7 separate regions of the Homo sapiens genome follow, and regions 2, 3, 4, 5, 6 and 7 are each linked to region 1. A link is an interaction called in ENCODE POLR2A ChIA-PET data of the cell type or tissue named here. Cell type or tissue: MCF 10A. All regions are shown on one strand. Links, peaks and the distances in the headings refer to the core of each region. The heading gives the core; the rest is flanking DNA. Region 1 holds the start of VGLL3 (vestigial like family member 3). Region 2 overlaps VGLL3 (vestigial like family member 3). Region 3 has its middle 200 kb from the start of VGLL3. Region 4 holds the start of CHMP2B (charged multivesicular body protein 2B). Region 5 has its middle 190 kb from the start of VGLL3. Region 6 overlaps LOC105377196 (a long non-coding RNA gene). Region 7 has its middle 6.6 kb from the start of LINC00506.

Evidence for each region. ChIA-PET counts read pairs that join two places held together with the same protein. Peaks named below come from ENCODE experiments on the same cell type or tissue, not always from the same donor. Only the 100,000 strongest peaks of a DNase experiment are listed, where the experiment ranks them.
Region 2: POLR2A ChIA-PET joins it to region 1 with 34 read pairs; 5 of 35 experiments call an interaction of 5 or more read pairs at or near these places.
Region 3: POLR2A ChIA-PET joins it to region 1 with 20 read pairs; 5 of 35 experiments call an interaction of 5 or more read pairs at or near these places.
Region 4: POLR2A ChIA-PET joins it to region 1 with 11 read pairs; 2 of 35 experiments call an interaction of 5 or more read pairs at or near these places.
Region 5: POLR2A ChIA-PET joins it to region 1 with 10 read pairs; 5 of 35 experiments call an interaction of 5 or more read pairs at or near these places.
Region 6: POLR2A ChIA-PET joins it to region 1 with 14 read pairs; 4 of 35 experiments call an interaction of 5 or more read pairs at or near these places.
Region 7: POLR2A ChIA-PET joins it to region 1 with 12 read pairs; 3 of 35 experiments call an interaction of 5 or more read pairs at or near these places.

What each region holds. Positions count from the first base shown.
Region 1 is chr3:86,988,540-86,992,908 of GRCh38, forward strand. VGLL3 (vestigial like family member 3) reads right to left here and starts at 2,610. Exons shown (of 4, transcript NM_016206.4): 1 at 2,079-2,610. The coding sequence starts at 2,204. In MCF 10A, for the core only: no CTCF peak of the experiment used is centred there; DNase peaks (open chromatin) are centred at 2,062 and 2,802.
Region 2 is chr3:86,935,393-86,939,761 of GRCh38, forward strand. It overlaps VGLL3 (vestigial like family member 3), which reads right to left. Exons shown (of 4, transcript NM_016206.4): 4 at 2,581-4,369. Among named protein-coding and RNA genes, the nearest start is that of VGLL3, 54 kb to the right of the region's middle. In MCF 10A, for the core only: no CTCF peak of the experiment used is centred there; a DNase peak (open chromatin) is centred at 2,009.
Region 3 is chr3:86,791,485-86,795,853 of GRCh38, forward strand. No RefSeq gene overlaps it. Among named protein-coding and RNA genes, the nearest start is that of VGLL3, 200 kb to the right of the region's middle. In MCF 10A, for the core only: no CTCF peak of the experiment used is centred there; a DNase peak (open chromatin) is centred at 2,467.
Region 4 is chr3:87,224,919-87,229,287 of GRCh38, forward strand. It overlaps CHMP2B (charged multivesicular body protein 2B), which reads left to right and starts at 2,391. Exons shown (of 6, transcript NM_014043.4): 1 at 2,391-2,638. The coding sequence starts at 2,605. It overlaps MIR4795 (microRNA 4795), which reads right to left and starts at 1,359; the gene lies at 1,271-1,359. RefSeq lists enhancers at 1,843-1,982, 2,093-2,152, 2,243-2,292, 2,343-2,412, 2,483-2,602. In MCF 10A, for the core only: no CTCF peak of the experiment used is centred there; DNase peaks (open chromatin) are centred at 2,323 and 2,783.
Region 5 is chr3:86,796,916-86,801,284 of GRCh38, forward strand. No RefSeq gene overlaps it. Among named protein-coding and RNA genes, the nearest start is that of VGLL3, 190 kb to the right of the region's middle. In MCF 10A, for the core only: no CTCF peak of the experiment used is centred there; no DNase peak of the experiment used is centred there.
Region 6 is chr3:86,920,551-86,924,919 of GRCh38, forward strand. LOC105377196 (a long non-coding RNA gene) reads right to left here. Exons shown (of 6, transcript XR_001740802.2): 1 at 3,881-4,369. Among named protein-coding and RNA genes, the nearest start is that of VGLL3, 68 kb to the right of the region's middle. In MCF 10A, for the core only: no CTCF peak of the experiment used is centred there; a DNase peak (open chromatin) is centred at 2,621.
Region 7 is chr3:87,080,497-87,084,865 of GRCh38, forward strand. No RefSeq gene overlaps it. Among named protein-coding and RNA genes, the nearest start is that of LINC00506, 6.6 kb to the right of the region's middle. In MCF 10A, for the core only: a CTCF peak has its summit at 2,511 (motif pointing left); a DNase peak (open chromatin) is centred at 2,495.

The DNA.
Region 1 (4,369 bases), core at 189-4,188:
AAAATAAACTTCTGACACTAAAAGAACAGTAGTTACACTGTCAAGTCTTTTTTTTTTTATTTCGTTAGCCAGTTATGGTCAAACAGTTTCTTTACTTGACCAAAAAAAAAAAAAAAAAAAAAAAAAAAAAAAAAAAAAAAAAAAAAGAAGAAGAAGAAGGAGAAGAAAAAGAAGAAAAAGCAACATGAAAATTTCCAAGCACCTCCCTATGGCTCACTCAGCCTAACATCTAGTTAAGCAATGTCTACAAAAGCCCAAAATATAGAAGTTGATCATTATGTAACCAATCAATGTAGATAAATTGTTTTCTTTTTAAGAAGCTCAATGGTCAGAGTTTTCCTGATTTTTATTTTATTTTATTTTTTACTTTTTAAAATTGTTGTCTTCAGTATGTTGACGGTTTTAGCAAAAGAAATGAATTTGGGGACCGAGTCTCAGGGCTATTGCAAACATTATATAAAGTACTGGAGTCATTTCTTATTGAAAACTTTTATGATTGGCAATTTGCCATTTTCTCTGATACCGAATGTTATTTTCTAGCTCAAAAAAAAGTGTTACAGTATTAACTCCACACCACAGATTCATTAATTTCACAACCCTAAAAAATAAAGCCATATTTGAAACAACTTCTACTAGTTTGTTATTTTATAAAGGAGGAAAGTATCTTTCTGAACATGTAGAGAAGTTTTAGTTTGTTGCTCATCCACATTCCAAATGATAATTGAAGACCTCTGTAATATCAGAGATGCTTTGAAATGCTGGTGCTGCTGAATATTTTTTTTAAGAGGATAGCAAGAAAGTAGGGCTCCTTCCTCTTTTGCCCTAATTGGTTCTGGTTAAGCTGGTACTATTTAGCAGATGAATCTGGGGCATGTACCCTTCCAGAATTAGCTGAATTTCATAGTTCCTAAATTCTAAACGGAAAGTTAGATTTCTTTCTAAAGAGTAGCACTGTAATTCTAGCAAAGAGACAGAAGTAGAGGAAATACAGAAAGTAAAATGTCAGATTAATTAACAGCCCAAACCTAAGAAGGTTTGCAATAAAACATGTGGTACCTAAGAAAGTAAAAAGAAATAAATCAATATATTCTATGGATGGTAATTTCCTAACCAAATCTAGTTATTTTTTTTAAGTTTCTCCAAATCCGCCCACCCTAATTCCCATAGTCTGAGGTGGACTCTATTTTGGTACAGCCCTTGCCACATACATTTTTTATTTTAATGTAGCACTAACTAAGCCTTGGCACACTCTCCGTTGTATCCAGAGAGTAATGTCCAAGGGCGCCTCGTGCCAAATTCCCCAGAACTCTACTGTTCCTTCTAAAGTAACTATATCATCTCCTCAGTTCACGACCCCTTATTATGGACATCTTCAGTTACTCTTGGAAGAGTGGAGACTCAGCATCCAGAGATTCAAGGTAACCTTTTGGCCGAGGGACCCACTGTCAACAGACTGAACACGTACAAACTCTGTGCTTTGCTGGAATTAAAAAATGAATGAAGAACCTTGGAATCCATCCCTGTCCTCTAAGTCACAGTCACCGGGAGAAAGATTCTGTGGAGAAGTTCTAGTAACACCCGATAGACATTATGCTAGACCAGTGTTCCCCCATGAAAGTCCCAGATCATTTCGTGAACTCACTCTCCAGGTAGCTTCCCCTACCTCTGTCAGCGCACTTCATCTTCCTCATCAATAAAACCCTGAAACATTCCATCTTTCCAAATAAACAAAATAGTTGGTTGAAAGGAAGTTTACTCACATGGTCCTAAGATAGATGCCCTTGGTGAGCTTCAGAGAACTGAGTCCTAAGAGCTAGGGTGCCTAGGAGGAGCAGCCTCTGAGCTCCGGTGACCACAGCTCAATGAAGCCCCCAGCTAGGTCATGCCTCACCCACCCGTCCACCCTGCTGCTCTCCCTTCCCGGCTCTCTCGGGATGGCTTTCTGCTCAAGGACGCTCCCGCAGATCCCAGAGCATCCTCTGCGCCACGCGTGCCGGCGGGACGTCGCCGAGCCCCAGACCGATACTCTCGATGCCCTTCGCCCCCGCCCCCAGCAGGCTGCCCGTCCGGTGACTCACCTGCTGGCCAGGTTGGGGCGCCGGCTGATAGTAGGCTGTGGGGCAGGTTGTCGCTGCCATGGGGTTGGGCAGATACTGGGACGCTCCATAAGGCTGGGGGTGATACATCACCTCCGCACAACTCATGGCAGCCGGGGCAGTGGCGGCCCCCGAGCTGCCGCCGCCGCTCTACGCGCTGGCGCGAGGGGCGCGGGCGCCGCCGCCGCCGCAGCTGCCGCCTCTGTCGCTGCTCCAGCTGCTACTGCGGCGAAGGCGGGTCCTCGGCGGCCTCGGGCTCCGCGCGGGGCGCGGGGTCGGGAGGGACTGGCAATCAGCGGGGGCCCATGCGCGGGCACCTTCATCTTCAGCCCCTCCGGATGTTCCCTGCCGCGCTTATATAGCGGCTCAGGGACGCAGCCGCCCGCTGCGCCGCTGGGGCATTACCGCGTCCGGCTCCCGCGAGGGCTGCGGCGCCCACGGCAGCGCCAGTCACAGCCACAGCCCAGGCCCGGGTCGGGCAGCCGTGGGGAGCCCAGCTCCGGTTTGCATATACACAATGCACGCCCGGGGCTCGTCCTATCACGGGTGCTCCCGGCTGTGCGAGGACAGGGAGGCGGGGGCAGAGGGAGGGGGAACGCCGGGGAGAAGGGGGAGCACTTTGCCTCCCCAGGCTCTGACGCGGAACTTTGCAAAGTTTCTCCAACTCGCTTTGCAGCGGGCGGGTCACCCTGCAGGGGGACCCCGGGGAAGGCTGGCTGCGGATTGGAGCGAAGTTTGCAGCCCTCTCCGCCTCCCAGCATGGGATGGTGGTGGGAGGGGAATGGTATGCAGAGGCTCCGCGCCCTCAAGGCTCGGCAGGTTCCCACCCTGTCTCTGTCACCTGGCCGCCAGGGCGAGGGCTTCCCTACTCCAAGGAGATTTTACAGGGAACACCAACTCAGAGGCTGGGACCAAACAAAAGCCGAGTGTACAAAGGGGTAAAACAGAGCAGGCGCAGAATACACGGGGATTAGCTCCTACATTAAAATAATCATAAGTGAAAGTTAACATCTCTGCAAGTGCCCACATGCCAAGAATGCAACACAGTTTTCCACAAGCAATCTCTGCTTTAAGTTTACATCTTCATGGTATGACACTGCTGTGAGACGTCCACCATTTCTGGCTTTTACAGCCTGGTTTTCACAGAGCAATAAAGGGTAGTTGATTAAGCCCATTCGCTAATAAAGGTTTATCTCTTTGCAATTGGATCTGACCCTCTCCAAAATGGGGAAAAAAACGTCTGTGAGAATATACTTGTATTCTGACATAATCAGTAGAAATAATTATACTCACATTATTTTATTTATTTTGAGATAGGGTTTCCTTCTGCCGCCCAAGCTAGAGTACAGTGACATGAGCACAGCTCACTGCAGCTACCACCCCCACGCTCAAGAGATCCTCCCATCTCAGCCTCTGGAGTAGCTGGGACTACAGGCGTGCATTACCACGCCCAGGTAATTTTTTTAATTTTTTTTTTTATAGAGAAGGGGTCTTGCTATGTTACCTAGGCTGGTCTCCAACTCCTGGCCTCAAGTGATCCTTCTGCCTCGGTCTCCCAAAGTGCTGGGATAACAGGCATGAGGCACCGCACTGGGCCTCATTTTATAAATGAGCAAACTCTAGCTCTGAGATTCAGCAAACATATCTCTCCTTATACGTAGGCATCCTCTTTTATGACTCACAGCAATCTCTCATTTTTACAGTCTATCTTTTCTCAGAGAAAAAGTCAGTTTGAAAGTCAAATGCACTAATGTTTTTATAGTTTGAATTATGTCTTCCCAAAAATGTATATATTGAAGCCCTAACCCACAATATGGCTGTATTTGAAGACAGGACATATAAGGAGGTGATAAGGTTAAATGAGATTTAAAAGGTTGGGCCCTAATCTAATAGGACTAGGTTCCTTATAAGAAGAGAAAACACGCCAGAGATATCTATGTCTCCCCCAAACCCCACTCCCTGTCTCTCTGCTCTGTCAAAGAGGAAAGACCATCTGAAGTCATAGTGAGTTACCTACAAGCCAAGAAGAAAGGTCTCACCTTGAAACCAACACTGACCACACCTTATCTTGTGCTTCTATCCTCCAGAACTATGAAAAAATTAACTTTTTTTTTTTTTTTTTTTTTTTGAGACGGAGTATCGCTCTGTTGCCCAGGCTGGAGTGCAATGTCACGATCTCGGCTCACTGCAACCTCCTCCCGGTTCAAGTGATTCTTCCGCCCCAGCCTCCCGAGTAGCTGGGATTACAGGCACCCGCCATCATGCCCGGCTAA
Region 2 (4,369 bases), core at 204-4,203, 53 kb before region 1:
AAATTGATTTTCCTTTTCTATCACATTGTCAGGCTGCAAATTTTCTGAACTTTTATGCTCTGCTTCCCTAATAAAACGGAATGCCTTTAACAGCACACAAGTAACCTCTTGAATGCTTTGCTGCTTAGAAATTTATTCCACCAGATACTCTAAATCATCTCTCTCAAGGTCAAAGTTCCACAGATCTCTAGGGCAGGGCAAAATTCCTCGTCTTTTTGCTGAGACATAACAAGAGTCACCTTTGCTCCAGTACCCAACAAGTTCCTCCTCTCCATCTGAGACCATCTCGTCTTGGATTTCATTGTCCATATCACTATCAGCCTTTTGATCAAAGCTAGTCAACAAATCTCTAGGAAGTTCCAAACTTTCCCATATTTTCCTGTCTTCTTCTGACCCCTCCAAACTGTTCCAACCTCTGCCTGTTACCCATTTCCAAAGTTGCTTCCACATTATTGGGTATCTTTTCAGCAGTGCCCCCACTCTACTGGTACCAATTTACTGTATTAGCCCATTTTCGTGCTGCTGATTTCATACCCGAGACTGGGCAATTTACAAAAGAAAGAGGTTTAATGAACTTACAGTTCCACATGATTGGGGAGGCCTCACAATCATGGTGGAAGGCAAGGAAGAGCAAGTTACATATTACATGGATGGCAGCATACAAAGAGATAGCTTGTGCAAGGAAACTCCCCTTTGTAAAACTATCAGATCTTGTGAGACTCATTCACTATCACAAGAACAGCACTGGGTCCCTTCCACAATTCTTGGTAATTATAGGAGCTACAAGATGAAATTTGAGTGGGTGCTCAGGGCCAAATTATATCAGTGCCCTTCAGAATGAACTTAACTGATGATTTCCTCAATTACTGAAAAGTTAGATTAATTAAAGAGCAACAACAATATTTACTTAGTGATAAGTAAATTAAATACTTAATTCTAGTAACAACTCTGTGAAGTAGTTTCCTTTAATATCTTCATTTGATGGCTGGGCTCAGTGGCTCACGCTTGTAGTCCCAGCACTTTGGGAGGCTAAGGCAGGCAGATCACAAGGTCAGGAGTTCGAGACGAGTCTGGCCAGTGAAACCCAGTCTCTACTAGAAATACAAAAATTAGCTGGGCATGGTGGCAGGCACCTGTAATCCCAGCTACTTGGGAGGCTGAGGCAGGAGAATCCCTTGAATTCAGGAGGCAGAAGTTGCGGTGAGCCGAGATCCAGCCACTGCACTCTAGCCTGGGTGACAGAGCTAGACTCCCGCTCAAAAAAAAAAAAAAAAAAAAAATCTTCATTTTACATACAGATGACCACACTGTGACTTAAAGAGGTGAAGAAAATTATCCAAAATATACAGCTTCTAAGTAGCATTGCTGAAACTCAACCCCCATTTTTATATTGCTAACAGCTTCTCAAATAATGCTATCTGCATATTGCTATTTGTGAGAATCACTTGAGGTGAATTCATGTAATACTCATGATAGATCAATGACTTTCATTAAATATTGGTTCCTATTTCTTTGTATTTATATAGCACTTTATTTTTCCCAAATCAGTTTAGATTTATTTCACTTGATCTTCCTTGGACAGATAAACAGAAATATAAGATTAAATAATATCAACAAATCACCAGTGGAAATGGTCCTAGGATGTGGGCCTTCTCTCTTCATATTTGGTACCTTCTTTCCTTCAAACCTTCAATTCTTCAAGATACCATAAGAAGAAACTTTGAATTTTAACTTTTCTTGTGTCCTCCCTCCATTTTCGGGCTCTGAGGAAAGGCATATGAAAATAGGGCATATGCTTATTTTCATAAAAGGATGAGTGCCTTGATGTTACAGAACCTGATAGCACACACTTAAAATGATTATTTTGCCATCTTTGGAATCATCATGGCTGGAGGGCCACTCACAACAGGACTTTTCCTCTTCTTGCAATGATAAGCCTTAATGGAATCTGGCCTGCAGAGTGTCTGGGCTGTGTGTGAGCCTGATGTCAGATCAAGTCCAAGCAAGTTCCCCGAAGCTCAGGCTTTACAACATCGTGTAACTCAGAAACATTCCATCAAGCCACCACCCACCTTTTCCAGTGGGAATCTACTAAAATGATTTTCTTGGAAGCAGTGTGGAAGTAGGGGGAAGGGTGTTAAATTTGTGCTTTTGGAGTGGATTGTAGATGGGTGAGTGGGTGGAGAAAAGAGCGGGGGGGGGGGCGGGAATTAAAAGCAAAGATGGAAAAAATAACCACACTGCCACCAAAATATTCTGCTCAAGGATGAGGGAGTTCACCCTACAGCTGTTAGCGCTGTTCAGCATATTTTGCATATTTATATATACCAAGTATTTCCAAACAGCCTTGTGTTTGTTTTAAAATCCCACACGGAGATGTCTGGTAAAGCTGTCACTGCAGAAACTTCATGGTGAAGTTTGTAAGACTACTTTCAAAATTCTTTATATGCATCATAAACTGAGCAGAAGAGCTATTGTCATTAACCACATTATAGAGAAATCTAAACTAATCTGCCTACCCATCAGACAACACTCAGAACAAAGCACCCATGTTCTAAGACAAAGAAAGAACCTCGTTGATTGAAGCCAATTTTTTTTATTGTTGGTGTAATTTGTTTAACACAAAATGGCACATAGCATGATATCATGTCACCCATTGATCCTTGATTAGTCCTGAAGTTATCAAAGTATGATTTTTCTTTATTTCTGTTGACTCTAATCTTTGACTTAACGATATTTTCCCAGACTTACTGAGTTATAATTGACACATAAAAGTTATATATATTTAAGGTATACGATATGATGATTTGATATAGGTAAACATTGTGTAATCATTATCACAATCAAATTAATTAATACAACCATAACTAGAAGTATTTTTTGTAAGAAAAATGATAACACTGGACAGATTTTTCATGTAGCCATTTTCTTTTGGAAACATAAAATACCACAAAACCATACATAGCTCATTTGAAAAAGATTCTTAAGCTTTCAACAGAAGGAATAGGGGAGTTTAAAGCTATATTTTCCTTTTAGCAAGATCCACAAGAAAGGATAGAGTGTCATGCTTAAAGGGGAACAGATTTTGTATTTTTTGGCAAGATATTAAATCCTCTGTTGCTATATTTGGCTCTCTGCAAATAGTCTCTTGTACAAGTGCAAAGCAAAGATCAATGCTGATGTTCTTCATTCAGTCACAGCCAAACTTGGTATGGAAAGTAAAACAGTTGTGCTTGAGTGTTGTTTCGAACAAAGTCTTGCAGCTCATTTATTGATCAGCAGCATTCCAGAGTATGGATACCTTCTTTACACATTAAATCTATCAAAACATGTTTGCTTTTCCATAACAGTTTTCCACTGCTTAACTGATAGCAGATGGAGTGATTCAATCTGGACAAAAGTGTTAAAGCTTTACCACGTCAATGTGGTCATATTTAGCTATTTAGTCAAATGTGTATAAGCAGGTCAAATAAGATGCTTGGAGACTTAGGACATCGCAAGATGGGTCTAAGTTCCCAAAAAAGGAAGCAAAACAATTAAATCCTACTTGGTTGTCCCCAGAGAAAACACACTTCAGCTAGGAAGAATCTGCACTAGATGACCTGTTCTCCACCCCCTAGACTGCTCATCTTACATAAGTAACACATAACCCTTTGGATTCTGAAGCACTATAATAACTACATGAAACATTTGAAATAGTGACAGGAATTTTCTTTACATGCAATTATTTAATGAATGAAGATAAACCCCCACACAAATGCCAACGCAAACATTATGACTTGCTACTCCCAGTGAAATAGTCCTTCTCGATTACAAGAGTGATAGAAAATGATGGAAGTCCAATACTAATTGTTGTAGGTAGAATAATGGCTCCAAGTCCTAATCCCCAGAACCATTGAATATGTTACTGTACATGGAAAAAGGGCCTTTAAAGATGTAATTAAGAACCTTGAGCATGGCGCAATGGCTTATGCCTGTAATCCCAACACTTTGGGAGGCCAAGGCAGGCAGATCACGAGGTCAGGAGACGGAGACCATCCTGGCCAACATGGTGAAATCCCGTCTCTACTAAAATACAAAATATTAGCCTTGTGTGGTAGCACGCATCTGTAGTCCCAGCTACTCGAGAGGCTGAGGCAGGGGAATCCTTTGAACCCGGGAGGTGGAGGTTGGAGTGAGCCGAGATCGCGCCACTGCACTCCAGCCTGACGACAGAGCAAGACTCCATCAAAACAAAACAAAACAAAACAAAACAAAAAAACAAAACAGAACAAAAACCTTGAGATGAAGAGATTATTCTGGATTACACAGATGCAGCTATTGTAATCACATGAGTCCTTAAATATGTAAGGGAGAGGAAGAAGAGGAA
Region 3 (4,369 bases), core at 80-4,079, 200 kb before region 1:
ATTATTCTACTTTTGATTGTTTTCAACAACTCAAAGTTACTTTGTAGTCTGTGGGCCTACAAAAATAGATAACAGACTACATTTGGCCTGTGGTCCATAAGTTATCAACCTCCGACCTAGCTTAAAAAGTGAGAAAATACTTTGGAAATGTATTGTGACTAAGACATGAAATTTATTGCTATGTTTTGTGGTATGGACTTTACTTAATTTCGGTGATCTAAGGTTATTAATATTAATATTAATTCTCTTTTAAGCATGTCACAATGGGGTTTGATAGATCCCTCTACTTTCTACCCCTATCCCTCAGATGATAACTATATAGATAGCTATTATTGTCTTCTAGATTGTTATTGTGTTGTTCGTATGAGCCCAGTCTCTAACCTCCAGCTTAAACAATTGGGCTTTTTGTACCCTATAAGAATCTATAAAGAGGCAATTCTCAGAGTCAATTCCTTTCTGGCAATTATTCAAGGATCTTAAGTAATAGTTATTTCTTGTCCCATAGGGGAGCAACTGAGTGTTAAAACCTAGATAGAGGCCGGGTGCGGTGGCTCACACCTGTAATCCCAGCACTTTGGGAGGCCGAGGCAGGCGGATCACGAGGTCAAGAGATTGAGACCATCCTGGCCAACATGGTGAAACCCCATCTCTACTAAAACTACAAAAATTAGCCGTGCGTGGTGGCGGGCGCCTGTAGTCCCAGCTACTCGGGAGGCTGAGGCAGGAGAATCGCTTGAACTGGAGAGGCAGAAGTGGTACTGAGCCGAGATGGCGCCACTGCCCTCCAGCCTGGCAACCAGAGCGAGACTCCGTCTCAAAAAAAAAAAAAAAAAAAAGTAAAACCATTCAGAATCATTGCAGGTCAGTGTTAAAGATGATGTGAAAAATTAAAACAACAACAACAACAACAAAAACCTAGATAGAAAGAGAAGTGTATGGAACATTGTTCTAAGCACTAAAGAAGTACAATTCACAGCCCACAGCCCATCTGGTAGGCTAGTTGCCAATAAATCTCTATGGGTAACTGCAATTCTGGAAGACATCCACAGCCTTCTAGATACCTTACTACTTTCATTCATCTGACTTGCCAAGACTTTGCAATGCCAATGTTTAGATGTATGATATCATGAGAAGTAGTATAGGTGTTTGGACAAGTGGTACAAGTTATCATGAAAGAAAACAATTAAATCTAACTGGGATCACTTCTAGTGGAAAGGGTACCTGGGTAAAAGGAATGTCCCAGTAAGGCGGAGGTTGCAGTGAGCTGAGATCGTGCCACTGCACTCCAGCCTGGGTGACAGAGCGAGACTCCGTCTCAAAAAAATAAATAAATAAATAAATAAATAAATAGGAAAAAAATAAAAAGGAATGCCCCAGTGCCCCAGTAGATATGAAATAATTTAGAGGTTCCCCACATCCATTTTATTTTTCAAGCCCAAAAATGCTTTAAAATAAGCTGGCAAAACATGTGTTTGCCTTTTACTTATGAAAATCAGTGTTCATTCACCGTTATAAACTAAAGTTTACCTGTTACAGTATGAAAAGCCCTCTTTTTGACATTATCAATTTTAAATTATAGAGACTAAGAAGCATTAATTCATTCTCTAGATTGAGACATTTTTCTCATGTTTCCTTTTCCTGTGAAATGAATGCCCGCAAAATTCACTGCCCTAATTTATAATGCTATACAAAGGTTATATCTCATCTATGATGTTTAACTGTAAGCTACAATTCTAGAAGGTAAACATCAGTTCAATAAATAAATGACTATTTGAGGTGTACGTATATAATTGGAATATTTGTTGAACATCGGGTGGGTAAACTAATTATTTTTAACCACACATGCCACACAGCAAATGGTGTTATTTAATATTTGTTCCTTTTAATTAGTTTTGTATGCTTTTTAAAATTGTTATGCTTAATTTTGCAATCTAATACAAATCTTTTTTGAAAATAAACAGAGGTATAACAATATAACTAAGAACATAAATTTAATTTTGTACTTCTATACCATTCACCTCTAATGCCAGATATGAGTATGTGGAACAAGAATATGCCTCATAACAGTGGTAATGTGATCAGTCCAAAAGCCAAAGTCAAAATGCACATACATTTTCTATTTAATAGGTTTGAAGGCAAAAATCTTTTTCTTCCCAAATGGCTTGTATTTGAATTTAGTCTTTTTTTTTTAATTCCCTTAATATAATTGCCTTCGCACACAGCACAATGGCTAATGCCATCACTTATTTTACATTTGTTTTGCTTCCTGTGTTGAATGGACAATCAGTGTTTACGGATTAGCAGCAGTTGTAGTCTTCTGACTTTTATTCTTTCAAACTCTTTCAAACTGGCGAATGAGCAGCACTTTATGTTTGTTGCTCTGGCATTCCTGGAGTAGCTAGGACATTCACAGTGTAAACCACTGTTATTCATACTATAATAATTCCTTTGCAGTTAAGTCATTACTAGTGATCATAGCAGGCTTGTAGTACAATGCCTTATTTGGGAATGTCATGTGAGATGCCCACAGCAATACAAAAAATAAAGGCCAACTTGTCTGGCTGAGGAGGGATTTATCACTAGCCCTCTGGCAGAGGAGTCTTTTGGGAAGTATTATGTGCTCCTGTGGGGTGGATTATATGATCTGAAATGGAGCAGGTGCTCTGAGCCTCAAAGTAAAGGTGCTATGAAAACCCAGCCACATGCCATTTCTTTTATAATTTATCAAAATTCCAATTGTATTTTCTCTATGCACAAAGCTTTAGCAGAAATTATTTTTCTAATTAAAATATTGACCAATGTGAGCATAAATAAGCAAAAAACACAAAGAAACTGTGGAAATTTCTCTAGACCCCTCTCCCTACTTACCTTCCTGCTTAAAAGCAAACTCAAAAGGCAAATTCACTTTTTCAACTACAAATCTTGTTCTCAGTGTCTGTAACTTGCTGTGAGAGCATTCCTTTTCAAACAGCTGTTTCAAAGGAGACGTAGGATGAGGGCTTTTCATTGTCAATCCCAAGGGCCTCAAGACTTTAATATAGGCTGCCCTAGTGATGAATTTAACACCTTTTCTACTCCAGGCCTAAGCCCCATCTTAAGAGAGAATTTGGAATTTTTAAAGAAGTGGCTCCAAATAAAGAAAAGCAGCAGAGGGAAAGAGAGCAAAAGTGAAAGTTCCAGAACTATCTCATGAACGACCTCAAGTCACTTTTCCCTGTGTGTTTATGTGTGCATGCCTTTACTATTTTAATTAAAAGGAAATAATAATACCCTATCCAGTGAGTGCTAAGAGAAGAAATTATTATTCAGAACCAAAATTTGTATAGCATTGTACTGCTTACAAATCTAACATCTGTATATTTGACCCTCACACACACATGATGAGATGTGGTAAGAATGGACGTAAGTGAGAAAACAAAGCATAACAGAGATTAAGTGAATAAGCTAAGATCACATTATATATACATGCTAGTTTTTTCTTTAACTAAATAGCCAGTGTTCCTTTCAATACACCTAATATGCATTATCAAATTTTTAAGTTATTTCAAAAGAAAAAAGGCTTAAATACAAACTAAAAGCTCTTTCTAGTGCAAAATAATGTTTTTTGAATTTTCTTAGTTGCAAGAACTGGCAAAAATATTTATAACATCCTCCAAACTGCTTGCTCTAGAGAACAAACTAGAAAATTCTACAGGCTTTCTGAGGAACTCAAGAAAAAAACAAGGTTATTTTCCCACCCTGTGGAGTTGCCAGATTTTTGATTCAGATAATTTTTAAACTTCTGAATAAGCATGAAAATAAAGATCCAATTAATAATGTTGACAAGAATTGGAGTGATGGTACCAACCACAGTCACTCAGACCTGCGGTGCTAATATGCCATAATCTTGTGCTACATTTCTGCTCTGTAGTATATGCCCTCCAAAGATGTCTATATCCTAATCTCTGAAACCTGTAAATATTCTACCTTATAAAGCAAAAAGGAATTTGCTGATGCATCTAAGGTAAAGACCCAAAGGTGAGAACCTCATCTCAAATTATTCTGTTCGGCCAAATCTGAGTTCTTAAAAGCAGAGGACCTTTCCCTGCTGGGTCAGAGATAGAGATTCAACAATTGAAGAAGGGTCAGAAAGATGTGAAGTTTGTGGCTTTTACGATGGAAGAAGAGGCCTAAGAGCCAAAAAATGAGTGAGGGCGGGCTTTAGAAGCTACAAAAGATAAGGAACTGTATTATCCTTTAGAGACTAGAAAGAAGGCAGCCCTGTGGACATCTTGAGTTTAGCACAGTGAGACCTGTGTCAGACTTTGAACTATAAAACTACAAGATAATCAACTTGTGTTGTTCTAAGCAATGATATTTGTGGTAGTTT
Region 4 (4,369 bases), core at 370-4,369, 240 kb after region 1:
CCCCAGCCTCCACAAATGTGAGAAATAAATTTCTACTGTTTATAAATTACCCAGTCTGTGGTATTTTGTTGTAGCTGCACAGAGGGGCTAAGACATTACGTGCCAAGCACTACTTTGAATGTTTAACATATTAACTCATTTAATCCTTGCAACAGCTATTAGGTTGGTGCAAAAGTAACTGTGGTTTTCGCCAATTACTTTTGTACCAACCTAATATATGAAAGGTGGGCTAATGTTATCTCTATCACATATGTGATGAAAGAAACACGGAGAGCTTCAGTGAACTGGCCTAGGTCTTAAAACTTAAAAGTCACAGAATTGGTCACAGAACTGGGCAGTCTGTGTCCAGAATCAGCACTCTCCAATGTTATGCTATCTTTCTTCAAAAGCTGAACAAGGAGAAGAATGCACCCATTCAAATTATAACCCGAGGTACCCAAAGATGAAAAAATGGCAAATATTTCAGTTTCAGAGGAGGAAACTATGTTATGAAATACTCCAGAAAACAACATATATTTAAGTGTATCATGCCCTTTAAATAAGGAGCGATATAATAATACAAAATGTGTACAGGAGAAATGTGGCCACCAACTAATCAGAATGGACTCTAGCTAGACTGGTGCAATCAGCTGAATATCAGCCTTCTTCAAACTATGGGAGAACAAGCTATTAGAGTACTGAGTTTAAATAGTAAATATTTCTATTTTGTCTTTATTGTAATGAACAAGCCCTGTCTTTAGCTCCTGCTGTGCACTTTTGGAGGGTCTTCCATATGGTTGCTCCTAAGTATTTTGGCATTTTCCCAACTGTTACAATTGGGTCAGTGGGGGGGATTGTATAGGAGTAATAAAACAAGGGTGACTGCAGCAGGGAGGAGTACGATTACTACACACATAACAGCTTATTGCCTCTCATGCGTTCAAGCACAGCTCTATGCCATTCATTACAACAGACAGCCAGGGCAAACTGCCATAGAGCTCACTCCAGAAAAGGCCCGGTCTTGAGTGCAGAGACTAAATCTTCTCACTTACATGTCTTCCTAATGTTTCCTTACTTCATCTTCCCATATCGAGAATAACTTGAGGAGAAGCAAAACAATTATATCTTGCATATTACTACGTCATTCTTAAGAAAGTTTTCTTGAACAGACTCTCAGCTAACTTTTAGCAGCAGCAGCAGCATTATCAGTGGCTATGAGGGCTTGGATATCTCAGGAGGGGAAAAATGGGAAAGGCTGGCCTGATTATCATAAATAATAATCCTTGAGACATGATTCATAAATCCAGAAGTGGCTAATAATATTGACATTATTGTTATAGTGTCAATATTATTAGCCACTTCTGGATTTCTTCCATATCAGAGATAATATTTATGAAAAAAAAAATGCTACCATTATTTTTATCCTGTGGAAGGCAGTGTTGCTTTAAACAGTAGAGACTATATACAGGTACGCACGCATAGGTTGTATTTTCCATTTTATACATGCAAGGATTCTTTAAATAATTCATTACATTTTTTCTTTAACATGATATGCAGTTTTTCACAAAAAGCCCAAATAAACGGCTGTGAGGAATTCTAATAGGATCACCGTATAGCCATGACACTTTATGATTCATGATTTACAAGAAATTAAGAAATAGAGCTGGAGACATTTAGACCAGCCTACAAATTTGTGTGTGTGTGTGTGTGTGTGTGTGTGTGTGTGTGTTTTAATGTTTCCAGGCAAGAACCTTAAACAAAAAGTGTAGCATTAAAAAACTTCCCTTCGTCCTCGAGACCCCCCCAACTCTAGACACTGGATCCCCGGAGACCCACGCTGGGTCGTCGGAGTCTGGAGCCGGGGGCGGCAGGTGAGCGGCTAGGGTCCTGCAGGGGTCTGCGCGGTGCGGGGGAGGTCGCCGAGTCAGTCAGTGCCGAAAGGACCGCGAACTCCAGGGGCCAACAATCACCGGGTACGGAACTCAACGTTTCCGCCAGTTCCTGGATTACTCGAGTAAAAACAAACAAACAACAACAACAACAACAACAAAAATACTAACAGCAATGGGACCGTAATAAATCAACTCGGAGTGGGTACAGGCGGTTCCGGGACAACCCACACTTAGTCTAGGAGCCCGGAGATCCCTCATCCAGCTTTCCCCGGGGCAAGGGGTGAAGCGCTAAGCAAGGCTGATCACTGTCCTCAATCATCACCCAACCCGCGCACAGAAGCCGTGGCCCCACGCTCTCCTATCCCCGCCAGCTCCAGACTCGCCCCGCTGCCAACTCCCGGTGCAGGAGGAACTGGCAGCCGCAGACGTGAGGAAAGCGGCCGCGGCTTCAAACTCCGTAGTGCGCAGGCGCCACACAACGCGCAGGCGCCGCCTAGAAGTGACTTCTCCAAAAAGTGTGTTAGTTCCCGGTCACCTGAGCTCCGGGTGACGCGGCTGCGGTAGCTGCGGATACAAGCCTTCCGCGGGTCCTGCCTGGCGACCCCGACCTCCTCCTGCTGTCTCTCCGCTCCGCCACCCCGAACCCGCCAAGGTCCTGTCCTTTTCCTCCTGTCCTTTGCCAGCGTTGGGCCGGACCGGGCCGAGCCGGGCCGCCCGGGCGCAGTCTTTAACCATGGCGTCCCTCTTCAAGAAGAAAACCGTGGATGGTGAGTTCCAGGCCGGGCTGAAGGGGCCCAGCTCTGCGTTTTCTCGGCGTCTTTCGAGGCCTGCTGGCCGCGATTCTGCCTACTGTCCCTGGAGGCGGGGCTGGATCAAGTGGTCCCACAGGTGACCGCCCTCGCGGCACCACTTCTCTGCCTCCCTCTTGCTTCTGACTCACCTCACCTTAGGCTCACCTAGGCAGTCTGGTTGCTTCCCTATCCTCACGATTCCCCCACCCTCGGGTTTTCCTCAGCAGGATCCTGAGCGTTTCGAGGAGGCTAGCTGGCCCTTGAGTGTCAATAAACTTGGAAATCTGATGGATTTCTTGTTGGTTTCCTCTGCTTCGATTGTTGCTCTTCAGTTGGGCGATATACTACTTGTAGGCATCCATACAGGAAACTGGCAGTCTCGGAATGGGGAGGGAGGGGATAACAGGCTCCAGTTAGGAAATGAAGTTGGGTCTGGGTCAGTTGCTTCTTTAAGAACACCCCATCAGTAAAGAGATGTGAAACAAATGCTTTTTTGATTAACCCCAGTAGAAAAATAAACCCAAGGGAAGTGCCCAGATTTAGTTTTCATAATGGATTTTTCTCCCTTATGATTATTTTTTGCCAACTAAAGAAAGAGATGGGGTATATATTGTCTTCATAGAAGTTTAACATGTAAAGATAATTGTGTTGTTTCCCGCATTTAGCTTAATATCATCTTAAGCGGGGAAAAAAGTGAATGTAAAGGAATGTACAAGTTTTATGGTGCTCATATGCGATGCCTATAATGTGTTTATATAACACTTGATGTTTTCATTGATTGCTACCAGGAATTAAATTCATTCAAGTTATTTAAAAATTGTGTTCCCCATTATATGTTTAGTCTAGGTTGTTGCTGGTTCAACCAAAGAATCACTTCTTTGTAAGGGTCTAATTCTGCCACAAAAGGAGCAGTGGTAGCTAGACAGTGATTGGTACAAATAGGGTGCTCAGTCCAGACCTGGACGTAACTCCTTCATTCCTTTGTGTTGACTATTCCAATGCCAGCAAAATTATTTTGGGGAGGATAACAAAGAAGTCATCTCTGCTCTGCTGCTGTACACTTCATTTCAACACATAATCTACTTTACCTCTAATTTATCAGATGACATAATACATTTTTCCTTACTCTGGGTGACTGAACATTTTTTTGATTTATTGACTTTTTATTAAGTACCATTTGCAATACCTGGAATAACTACCAACTTCGTATATTAGGTGATACAGTGATGTGAAATGGATTTTATGTGTGCTTTTCATGAGAATGCTGCTTAATCTTTAATATGGCACTTTATTTTTTCAGTGTTTTAGCTGCCACTGTTGTGAGCTTCACTTATTTTACAGTACTCCAGGGAGTGGGGGTGGGGGAACGATTTATTTTCTTTTTGCTTGAGTTTTATATAGTTACAGTTTTTTTTTGTTGTTTAGTTTTATATAGTGAGAATTTACTAAATGGAGAAAAAATGGTTTCATCTCCTTTACTGTGATGTTACAATTAGAGTTAATTTTTTTTTAACAATAAAAGCCAAGCATACTAGTTTTAATCGCCTAATACCTGTCAAATATTTTCAAAGACATAAATCTCAGTTCTGTGCTTCCTGGTGCTTTTGGAAATTTAGTGACTATTGTACTTGAAGTGTAGAGGAGAGAAAAAAAGACAATGGGGATGTGCAATGAGTGTTTAACTGTATACTCATTTGCAGTTAATTC
Region 5 (4,369 bases), core at 168-4,167, 190 kb before region 1:
TGTTGTGTATCATGTTTATGGTGAATTTTCTGTCTTCACATATGCTTGATTTGGCTGGCTCAATGGTTACATGTCATTCTTGATCCATTTCAGTCCTGCTTTAAGACAATAATGAAGTCTTTATTTTACATGTCACATTTTCAGCAATATATACAAACACATGAAAGGATTTGTTCCGGAACATTGAAATATTACCAATATTCCTCTCACTTACTCCTTACACTGATGAAATTCACAAAACATGTGACACAACTAACTGCTCCTGGCAAATATATATATGTTTAAGAAAACTATTGCTTAATTTTTTTTTAATACTGGAATTACTATGGCATGGTCTATAACCTCAATTTAGAGTTCAAGTTACTCCATGGACTCACTTGCCTTTCGTGTTTCAACAAGTTATTTTTTTTTAATTTTATCTGAAGTGTCCATAATTTGGGGAATTATTTTATAGTAACTAAATTCATAAAACTCATTTGTAAATTAGAATGTCAATAAATTAATGCACACTGAGAAATGTGTTACCTTATAATCTGAAACAATGAAATTGACTAGTTGAAGGTTTCTCACCTCTGAAGTAAGGGATGGTTGAGAGAGAAATCTAATCCATATGAGAAGCCTGTTTTAGCTAACCAGTTTATTCTTCTGCACTGACAATGTCTTTTGAGATTTTTCTGGTGTAATCTCCCACATTGAGATAATGACTACTATGGCCAAAGATGTCAAACCCAGAGTATCTAGGAAGGACAATGTAAACAATGTTGGCATTAAATATTTCTGGTGCCTGACTTTTTACAAATAACCAAGTGAATAATCCATTCAGAGTTAATCAAGAGTTGAATGAAAATGAACTATTATAAGAACTTGACATTGAAACAGATTTAAATAACTTCTAATGGGCAATTCACTGAGCAAAGCATAGATTATGGAATATAATAATATAATCTTTTAAATATTCTTTAAAAATATTTCTGAGATGTAAATATATTAAAATCAAGCCTCGTGATCATGCTGTTGATATTAGTAATTAAAGCATTTATATTTGTATATTGAATTGTCCAAGATCATACAAACTGTTAATCTAAATCTATGTCCAAAGCTCTTCCAATTACACCTAAAATAAAATAAATAAAAATTAAAACTGTTTAATCTTAATACCCAGTATCAGTGCACTAGGATAGGCTGGCATACCTGTCTCCACCTGCCCTAAAGGTGGATTGAAACACTTTCTTGCACAACATGTGAGCTAAGTCTGGTCGGTTGCTTTTTCATGTTCTAGATTTCATGAACATGTATCTATTTAATATATTGCCACACTAACTTTAAATGTAATGTGGTACAACTGATTTGTTTATACCTTACCTCATACAGTTTTATTTTACTCTTGCTAACATGAGATGCTGTAGAAAGTTTAATTTTCTCAATCTATTGTCAGTTATGCCTTCTTGTGATTATAATAGTCTCATGCTCTTATTGCCTCTAAAACACCAATAGGTGATATTTTACTCTTTCCCCATTCCCCTGCTTTTAGTCATAATATTACAACATGCCCCCAACAGCCACAAATATATTTTGAAGCTGTAATTTTTCTATAGCCATATTTCCAAGATAAATATTTTGGAAACATAAAATGATAATATTAAACCACTCACACACACTTGCCATCTTCTGCCAGCACTCATTGGGTTCCCTGAAGTCCCTTGATGGGATTTGTAAAGTGGTCTAGTCCTACCAGCAGCTCTTTTGCAACTATTAGCGTCAGCTAGCTACCATATTGAGAGCTTATTGTGCATAATATTACATATAAAAAACATCACATGTATTTGGTTTATTTTAAAAGGAAAGAACTAAAAGATCTAGAAATATTAATTAGTATGCCAAAGCTACCAAGTAGCAGAGTCAATTTGGACCTCAGGAAGTTCTATCCGCTTGTGGCTTCAAAGTTCACCTCACTTACTCCTGCCCTCCTCCCCTTTAGCACCCCCTACATCCAGCCAGGTGACCTTCATGCCTTAAATGCAACAGGCATTGTCCTGCCTTTTCTAGTCCATTCTTTCTGCCTAGAATGCTCTTTCTTCAGACACTAGGATGGTGAATAGCCTTATCTCCTCCAAATTTTTGTTCAAATAGTCCTTTTCCATGATACTAAATACACACCCTATTTAAATTGCAACTTTGCCCCGTCCCCCACATCCTGGCACTCCCAATACCCTGTTTCTTATTCTTCATTCATAGCTGTTATCACTATATGCTTTTTTACCCACATTGGTCTAATATAGTTTAAGTTCCATAAGGGGAGTTTTCTGTTTTATTCTTTGGAGAGGAATCTGTTTTGGAAGGGAGTTTTCTCTTTTATTCTTGGAGGGGAATCTGTATTGTTTACTTATGTATACCAAATGCCTAAGGCACATAATAGTCACTCAATAAATGTTTGTTGGATGAATGAATACATGAATAATGATCCCTGCCCCCTTTTCTCTATGTTCTTTCTGATATTCTAAAATCCAATGAAAAGTTTTACAACTGTCTTCATAAAGAAATCTTCACATGGATTCGTTTTTTCTCTCACTAATTAGGAAGCATCTAAACACAGTGATGTCACCTATCTTTTTTTCCATACTGAAAATAAGAATGACAATTAGAGTTTCTGCATTAACCTTCTGTGAGCCAGGGTCTTGTGAGTATGTCTTGACATTTTGCGGGGGTTGAAAATGGCTAATTGTGGTTTATATAAAGGGAATTGAAAGAGAATACACTGATGGTACAAACATTACAGAAAACAAATGTGACTACATTATTCCACAGTTGCAGATTGAACCTAACCATAGTCAGTTGCTCACATAAGTGTATGTGAAAATTCAGGAAGAATTCTGCCTGAAGTATTGAAAGAATTCTGCAAAATATTAAAAGAATCTTATAAAAACTTGTGTAGACAGTGTGGGATGGACCTGTACCTCTTCATCACAAATGTGTAAACTCCAAGCTTCTATTTCTCTAAATATAGTAATTATTTTCCATATGAATTGTAGAAATTTAGTGTGATATTATTTGATACAATGTAGGACCTGTATTCCCTGTGATCGCCAAAAGATATGGATTACTTCTCTGCATCCTATTGAGCACTGACTGCTAATAAATCATTTGAGATTTTACGGCCATGTAGAATCACTTAATTCAGGGTGCTGTTAATCAATATGAATATGATTAAATATTTTCTCTAATATGGGTTCATTAATAATTTCTTCAAGATTATTTTCATTCCATAAAAGTGACAGAATTTTACTTCTTATTTTACAACTATAGTAGACATCTGTTACTTATTGGTCACCCGGCTTTAGAAGCATTTCTTAGGATTGAGAAATTCACTCCCCACAGTAGAACTTCAAAGTGTCAACAGTGACATTCCCAGATGCTCTTGCAATAAAGATTCAGGCACGTCATCTAGATTTTTGCCAGTCAGAGTCCTTCATCCCAGACCTTGAAATTAAACCAATAACCAGGAGACTCAGAGTCAACAATGGAATTCTTCTTGATGCTGAGGAGCAGAGGCAGCAAAGACAGCATCTGGTTTTCAAAGGTAGTCGTAGTATCAGGCTTAGCCCTGGAGTCAAGCTGGCAGGGTGGGCAATGTGAATGGCAGTATTCAGAGACAGTGGTAGTGACTGTGGTGTCACTACCAGTTTCTCAATGATGTTCGGTGAATAGCCTTCAAGCTTTGTTCTCTGGCCTTTCCCATGATTTCTAGAGCTACCCCATGCCTTCTCAATAATTTTTCTTAAGTTTCTGTTTCTTTTTCTTAAAAACCTAGTTTCTAATAAATATTAGATTAAATATTAGATTCTAATAAATATTTACTAGAACATAATCATTAACATAAAACAGTGATAAATTCATACTTCCATGTACTAAAATATTTGTAACCTATATTTATGCCACATCCAACATCTTAAATCACTTCTAATTTTACTATTTATTTAATATTTAAACATAACCTAGTAAAATTAAATGAGCAAAGCAATGTACAAATGATGTAATCTGTAATTATCAGTCTTATTGTTGTCACCAATATAATTGTGGAGCAAGTTACAGTCTTTATACAAGTTTCGTAAACAAAAAAATTCTATTAGGTAATCTGAATTTAATTTCTATAAGTGTGATCACCTCTAATAGTGTACACAACTAGATTCTATTGTCTGCAAATATTAAGCCTTTAAAATAGTGGGGAGAATACTAACTGGGACTCAGGAAATTCTTTTTAAAATATTTTCATACTTCATTCTATAAACCAAACATTCCTTCTGACGAAAGGTCTTAGAGAAGTGCAATTGGATTATTTGTAACTCAAAGGATGAATGCCTGGGGGGATGAA
Region 6 (4,369 bases), core at 186-4,185, 68 kb before region 1:
AGGACTTGATTACAGCCCTAAGTTTAAAACCTCAAACTTTAGTTTAGGAAGCATGTACGAGGCCCAACTACAAAGTGGACAAGAGTGACATTAAAAATATCAGCAAGTGCATATCCAGCAAAGAACCAAAGGTCGGAGGAGTCCTCCCCATTGTACCTCTCACGAAATTAAAATAATACAAAACTAACAGCCACCACAAAGACATGTGAACATTCCCTTTTCTCTGTCTGAAAAGCTTAACTTCATAGCAGGTGAAGTAGGAGGAGAATATCTGAACCTAAATACTGCTAAAAGAGACAGCTTATTTAGTTTCAAATTAGATACAACTAAAAGTTAATACTTTTCTCCTTACCAAGGAGTGAAGATTTCTAGGAAGACAGGCATAGTTATGGATTGGATAAAAGAGGTTTTATTTCCTCTGTGACCAGAATGAGATTGGGAAAGAATAATGAGAGAGAATAGAGGTATTTCAAACTTAGAGATTCCTTTCCAGTTGTGGGAAGAGTTTCAGAAGAAATCTGAAAAAGTTTAATTAATTTACCCAATGGTACAGCAAGTGAATGCGCTGAAATTTTTAGTTTGAGTTCATTTCTTGACTGTGCATCACCTCATGGCCACTTCCCATGGGAGGAGCCTGAGGATGATACCAAGCACTTCCCATAGTGCTTATGAGGCTTTAAAGAAAAGAATTTCCCAGTTGGCTTCTGGAAGTACTGCGCTAGATGGGTGGAAGGAAAGCTCTGTAGAATGTTACGAAGCAAATGTTAACCCTCTCCATAAAAATGGTACCAAAAAACCCAACATAGTTTATTAGCAAAATCTGGATAGATAGAATCCTTTTTAAAAACCCAATTTTATTTTTTACTTGCCTAAAATCAAAAAGGTTTTATATAATAGTTTGGGGGTCATATTTACCATTATTTTGCTTTCCAAAACAGGTTTGGATTTATCAGATGTGGTCTTTGCTGCTTTGGGATACAACATTTTCAAATTGTATTGTTTGGATTAAATCTAAATGAATCACAAATATATATGTAAGGTAAAAATATCAAGATTCTGGTAACTAGTGTATCAACTGGTATATTGATATTAATAGCTCTCATATTAATAATTACTCTGACTTTTAGTAGCCATAAGGCTTACCAACAGTTGAAGTACTTCTGTGATGTTCTTGGACAGCCGTCAACATTACCAACTCATTCCCAACTCAATTGACACAATGGAGAAAGTCAGACCCTACTTAGCCCCTACTTTTACCGATTCTTAGTACAGAACTAAATCTGTACCCTGTGCCACAAGAGTGTGTGTGAGACCAACCTCATATTTTCTACTTATAAGCTCTTTCTTTTGCCTTTTGTCTACCTTTCCATTAGTGCCTCTTCTTTTTACTTTCAAAGTTGTAACGGTTAAACTACTTTCTTGTTCTAGCTCTGAGAACTGCATTGTATTTCACCCTTTTGTTGAAAAGGGAAATTGACTTTAAATGAAAGGCAAACAGATACTACTCAGTCATGATAAATGGTGAAAATTAAGCCCACAGAACTTTTATCTTTAAGCATATTTTTACCCTGACATCTTGAAAATATTATATGATGCAACTATTTCCACAAGTATTTTAAAACTGTTTTTCTGTTCCAAATAGGACCTCAAATTATTGCCATCATCATCTTTCCATGGACTCCTACTCTGCATAAGGTGCTCTAAAGACATTGTACCTACTGAAAAGATATTGTACATGACTAAGATCAAAGGATCTTTCTCACTGAGAGGCTAAGAGTCTATTTAGGGAAATTGTAGAAGCACAGAAAAATTATAATCCCAGGCAAGATTTATTTACCATGTGGGTTATAAGATCAGAAAGTAATGAATGCTATTCATAGAGTAGAAAATGGCTTTGAAGAGTCTTAAAAGATGAGTAAGATTGAGGCAAAGGAAGTCAGTGTATCACAGCACCTTCAACAGCAAGTGTGTGGTGCGTGCCTGTGTGGAGTTGGGAAGGCACATGGCAAGCCTGGGAAACAATAGTAGGTCATTTGGGCCACAGTGAGGAATTTTTATATAGAATAATTTTTCTCACTAGTAAAAACTAGAAAGAGTTCTGAAGGAAGAGAAAAGAACTCCCAAGCATCAACAGAGATACAATATAAATAATGGCTGCGAGATGAATATTCTTGTAAACAAAGATTTTTGTATGTCTTTTTTTCCTCTTCCTTTTTAATGGGGACTTAATGTTCCAAGAATCCACTTGACTTTGGCAAGCTCTACCAGACACCAAGTGATGGCATCTTTAATTTGTTTACATGAAACAGAAAAATAGAAAATAAAAATAAATAAATAAAACCTAGAATGATTTTCACTTGAAAAAGCCAGAAACTGAGAAGTGAGTGGGTGCTGTATCCACTGTGAAATTGATGCTGGTATCTCTAGAAGGATCCTATCTCTGCTGTACAGGTTAGTTTTGTCGTGTTTCATAAAATGTTCCAGTCCTGTGACATATTGGACTCTTTGTTCTTTTCTCCTTCCCTTCAAAGGTTAAAACAAGCAGGGGAGGTTGGGTGATGATCATAACAGAAAGAATGTGGGCGTAGGAGGTGTGAGGAAATCAGTGCCTGGGGCCTGAGTTGGTTCTTCCCTGAAATGATTGAAAAGCACAGTGTGGCTTGATGACCAGAATGAACAGCAAAGACTTTGAGTAGAATCTGCAGTCTGGGCCCATGGGAAGAGTGTTCTGCAGTGATGAGTCCAGCCATCACTCACTCACATTTGCCAAAACAACCAGCCGTAAGAAGGATGCCCATCTCCCCCCAGGCCCTGCTTGTAGCTTGGATGTAGTGTTGCCTGTTGCTAATGAACCACTAGGATTGCCTCAAACACACCCTGACAGCTGCAGAGTTTTCGGTAACAGCCCTAATTCCACTTTCTCTTCCATCTGTCTACAGATGGTTTAAATTTGACCCCTTTAAAAAAAAAGTATCCTATTAAGAGGCAATTACTGTGCTTGTAGATTTCCCATAAAAAATGACAGAATTGTAATTTGCAAGAGAGTCTGGTAATTGTGGATTATGTTGAGAGTTTGATACTCATTCTGGACATGGAGGTTTTGACACTATTTGGGGCTGGATTGCTAATATTCTATTTGGAATAATTCTGTCAATCATAACGGCATAGATAATAGTCAGAAAGTTCAGCCATAAGCACAAAAAGAAGTCAGTCCTTTCAAAACCATTAGCACTGATTTTATTTTTATTTTTCAAAATATCTTTCAACTACAACAGGATGCTACAACACCAGAATGTTTCTGTTTATTTTGTGCCATCTGGGTTTCCATGATTAATTATACAATTCTTCTTTCTACAAGAACTTTCTTCTGAAAATTGCAAAGCAGTTTCAAGATAGTACTTCAATATTCATTATACTTTACGTATTATCTCAGTGTGAATGTCAGAACCAAGCTAATTTAGGAGAAATCAAAATGTAAATAGGTTTCTAGAATATTTCAAAGAATTACAAATCTTAGAATCTTTGCAGTCTTAAAGTTTGCTTGTCCAAATCTCTCCTTTGCTAGGGGCAGGGAGGATCACCTTGCCCTGAGTGACCAATTTTGCCTCCCAGTGAGCCAGAAGGAAATGCCAGTCCTACTGATGCCCAGTTTAGTACTATGCACTTTTGACACCTAAGTGAATAAATCTTTCTTCTAAAATGAGTCTGTGCTTTATAATGACCGAATTTCTCTCTAAAGATTTCTGAAATAGAAGGATTTTCATTTTAACATATCAAACCAATACTTTAAAGCACGTGCTTTGTGCACTATGTTGCAGAGACTACAAAGAAAAGATACAGTCCCTGTCTCAAGATGCATATTATTGTCTTGGAAAATTACCTTGAGGAATCCAGGCCTTCGAATGTGAAAAGGTATTTAATATTGGGAGGTTGTGCATGACAGAAAGTGAATGGTACAGTTGATATGGAAGTGAGTAAGGCTTCTCCTTGACTTTCAGCAGGTGCTCTGCAAACACTTGTTGAGTTGCATTGAGCTGTATTCACTTGGAGAGCAGCTTCTCTATGGGAAAAACAATGGGTTTGATCAACAGTGTTAACTACTAATTTTTAGTAAAAATTCTGTAGGTGGGGCTGAGTTGTGGATATTTATTTATATCTATTTCAATGTACAGTGTGACTAAAAAGTGCTACGCTATGTGTTTATTCTAAAAAATTATGTTGAACATGATTATATTAATATGGGGGGAAATATTTTTTAAAATAATTTTCTAAGTCTTTACCAGTAGGTTTCTAATTTGTGACGGCTGATTTATGTGTTAATTTGGCTAGGCCATGGTACCCAGGTATTTGGTCAAACACCAGTCTAGAT
Region 7 (4,369 bases), core at 85-4,084, 92 kb after region 1:
TACAATGGATCCTGCTCTCTGGCTTCTAGGTATGTGCTTTTCATGTGTGAAGTCTCTTTTACTCACATTCTAGCTCTCTTGGACCAGGAAAGATGGAAACAATGACTTGCACCACACATCACATGGAAGTACAAAGAAAATGTTTGTTTCCAGAAGCATATTCATGAAATCTAGTCTAAACAACAAAAAAAAATTATATTGTTTCCTCTTTTTTAAAAAAATGCCTCGTCAGCTGTAATCAAGTAAACAATTCACTTTTATATATCTCTTAAAAATAATCTAGGCCGGGCTCGGTGGTTCATGCCTGTAATCCCAGCACTTTGGGAGGCCGAGGCAGGCAGATCACGAGGTCAGGAGTTCGAGGCCATCCTGGCCAACATGGTGAAAACTCATCTCTACTAAAAATACAAAAATTAGCCAGGCATGTTGGCACATGCCTGTAATCCCAGTCACTCAGGAGGCTGAGGCAGGAGAATCGCTTGAACCGGGGAGGCGGAGGCTGCAGTGAGCCAAGATCGCATCATTGCACTCCAGCCTGGACGACAGAGCAAGACTCCATCACAAAAAAAAAAAAAAAAAAAAAAAAAAAACCAAACTTAAAAGCCACTTACTTGTGATTGCTACTTTTTAAGTTCCTTCTCTACAGTGTCTTAAAATGTCTAATCAGTTTTATAGACTTATATAATTACAGTCTCAAGGATTGAAAAATTTAAAAATCTTTCATCACTTCAAACATTCGGCAAAATCCTTTTCTAACTATAATGTCATTCTGTTTTGGTGCAAAGTTAGACTTGTTCCCAGAGTTGGTAGGCAAATTTTGATGGTTTTGAGGCTTTGTATGGTTTCCTTTTTTTCTTTGTTTTGAGACAGGGTCTTACTCTGTCACCCAGGCTGGTGTGCAGTAGTGTAATTATAGCTCACTGTAGCCTCCAACTTCTGAGTTCAAGTGATTCTCCTGCCTCAGCCTCGCGAGTAACTGGGACAACAAGTGCGCACCACCATGCCAGGTTAATTTTTTAAAATTTGTGTAGACACAGGTTCTTATCATATTGCCCAGGCTGGTCTTGAACTCCTGGCTCCAAGCAGACCTCCAGCCTCAGCCTCCCAAAGTGCTGGGATTACGAGTGTAAGCCACCACACCCAGCCCTCCACATGTTGTTTAAAAAGAAATAAGTCTTCCATGCTGAGATCTCACGGTTGGTGTGCTTTGGAGCAAGCTGTTCTCTCACAACGGTGTCTCTACCTTTCCTTTGAGGGGCATTTGAACTCCCCTCTCAGCGCCTGCAGGAGATTGGCTGTACCTAGCAACAAAATAATCTGTGCAGTCCAGATTGCAAAGAGGATGGATCATTCAATAGGTCCATCCATTACATGTGAAAAGATGTTCCTTCAGGCAAGCCTACCAACAAATCCTATATTTTAACTATTGTACTGACTCTGTTAATTTATATGTCTGTAGAGTTTCAGAATCCTCATCACATGGGCCTTTTAAATTTCCACTCTTCTGCCTGGAATATTCTCTCTTTAAATCTCATAAGGCCAGCTCCTTATTCAGTACTCAGTTCAGTTTCCCCCAGGAGAATCTTACCTGACCATGCCAATTGCACCCCAGTTTTCCCATATTTCATCATCTTCTATTATGTTTTTTATAACGCTTAGGACCATTTGAAGTAATTCTGTAATTTATTTATTTCTTTAACAGAATGTAAGCCTCTTGTTCACCACCAAGGTAACATCTAGGCCATAAATCAGCCAATAAATTTAAGAGAAAAGAGGCATTTTAAAAGACTGTGTTTTTCTAAGTTCTCATAGCAACTTGTCGAAAATTCTACTATATAATTTACTATTTGGAAATATATATATCTAATATTTTATATATACATATAAATTATTCCATTAGACCCTTACCTTAAAGAATGGTAATATTCTATTCATTTCATATACTGTATAGACAGTGTCCATCAAATATTTGTAGTTTTATTACATCTTTAACAAAATATAGTTGAACATAGCTATGTTTTAAGCAGAGCTGTGTTTTAAGCCAAATTATATGAATAATTACCTCTCACTGATCATGTGGTCTTCAAGGTGTTTTACTTCTACTAAAATTTTCTTAGTTCTTTGAACTTACTCTGTGTCCAAGAATGTGTATGTAAAGATAAAACTTAATAAAGTACCATTTCCTCCATCTCTTCACATTCTATATTTCTTTTGATAGCACTGAAATAAGGAGATCTTCACTAAATAAAATAAATTTCTGTGCTTGGCAACTAATAGAAAAGTGATAATAAATAATACCTATGTTACTAGTGCTTTAACTATTTTATATTCTATGTTTATGTTCTATGGAAACTCCATAGAGTTAGACAGGTTAAAATGTAGAATTAATTTTAAGTCACTTACTTTATGGTATAGAAAATGTCCTTCCTGATTCTGTGTCAAGAGGTGATTCCGTGTAGCTTGAGTGCTTTTGGATTCAAGAGGTTAAGAGTGACCTCTGGTGGCAATGGTATTTCTCACTCACCCTTACTCTAAAGGGGAGAAAACTGGCTTCCAAGATTGCTTTCCACATTCTAAGACTGACAGAGTTTATAGTTCAAGAGAATCGGTCATAATCAGTCATACGTAAGTCAATGTTTAACCTGCTTTTTGGGGGTTGGGGGTGGAGAGGCAGAAGGCAGAAGAAACCTTCGTCTCTAGTATTCGCTTATTTATTGGGTGCAAAATGTCTTTGGTGTAAATGCCAACCACGGCATTTCAAGCCATGTCAATGAGACATTCCTGAACACAGGGTTGCAAAAAAACTGGTTATCATCAGCTTTAGCCAGTGGGTGCAATCTGGTTCCAGCACACCATTGGTTGAAACCCTTTTTGGGGGCCCTTTACAACCCTCTCCTTGATACATATTCAAAGCTAGTCAAACTCACTGACAGCAGTGAGTTTTCTGTTATCATTATGGAGAGAACAATGCCTCCAGGAAGGAGAGTGGCTGGATAAATACAGGATCCCCAGGTAAATTTGAATAGCAAACAAAATGGCAATTTTTTTATTATAAGTATATCACAGCTATTACATGAGATGTCTTTATATTAATTTTTTTTGAGATTCACATTTAACTGAGCACATGTATTTTCATTTGCTAAATCTGACAATCTTAGAAGGATCACAGAATGAAAAGTTTAAGAGAAAATGAAATATTGGCCAGGTTTAGCAGCCTGTAAATGCTCTCAACTAGTGCTCTACAGCTGGTGGAGATCTCAACCAGTGATTCTAAATGATTTACACATGAGACAAGACAGATTCCCTGAGCCTTTGAGGCACCAATGGCAGGGCTAGGGTGTTCAGAGCCCCCAGCTATCATCACGTGCCTCTAGAGGCCCAGTCCATATCTCCCAGGGTAATGTGATATTATCCCATCTATGTTTGTCATTGCTTGAGGAAGGTTGGAAGGTTTTCTTCTACAGTGCTTGTTCCTTCTCTCTTACCTCCACTAAGGTCTACCCTAGTTGCCAGACACTGGTATGGCTCCAGACAGAATGTTCATAGAGTTCTCCAGTCTGGCAACATGATGGGGCTCAGCCATAGATCCACTGATGACCATGAAACTCTACATCACCCTGGTCCATCCTGGTGGCATCCCTGACTGGCCATTGAAGTTTCTGCCCTTCTGAAGGAAAGAGAGCACATCTTCGAGATGCTTGAGGTTCATAAAAAGGAATTTTCAGGAATTGAAGCAACTTTAATGAAAGCCAGACTTGAGAACACTTTAACAGAAATACAAAGACCTGGAAATCTCCAATTCTTTATGTTGGCTTTTTAAAAGTTACCTAGAAAAAAGACTGAAAGAAGAGAAATCTCAATGTTTAGAACAAGCTGGGCTGATAATAAATGTAACAAGAAAGACTCAGTGTTTTAATGGCAAATGGTGCATCAAAACATTTAAAATTTCAAGTAGCTGCTTCAACTACATTTCAGCTAAAACACTCTTCATTATACATCAGCAAAATGAAGCACAACTTCAGACATTAAAATGCTTTGATAAAAATTCTAATCATGAGGAAAGTATGAAGACTTTTTTATAAGCAGAAAGATGGGAAAGAAGAGTTAGTGAACACTAAATGAAATGCAATGCTATAAAATGCAAAAGTGGTATGGAACAAGTTCTAAAAGTAAAAATCAGATCAAATTTCTAGGTTAACCCTTGCTGAAGCTCAGTGATCTGACTGCTGTTATTGGAGAAGACGACATGGATGGTGGGAACTTGGAATTTCCTAAAACAAATGTTTCAGGAAATGGAGATTTCTTAGAAGTTTTGAAGAAATGGACTGATGTGGCCTAGTAAAACTTACTGTGGAAGCTGAATAATGTC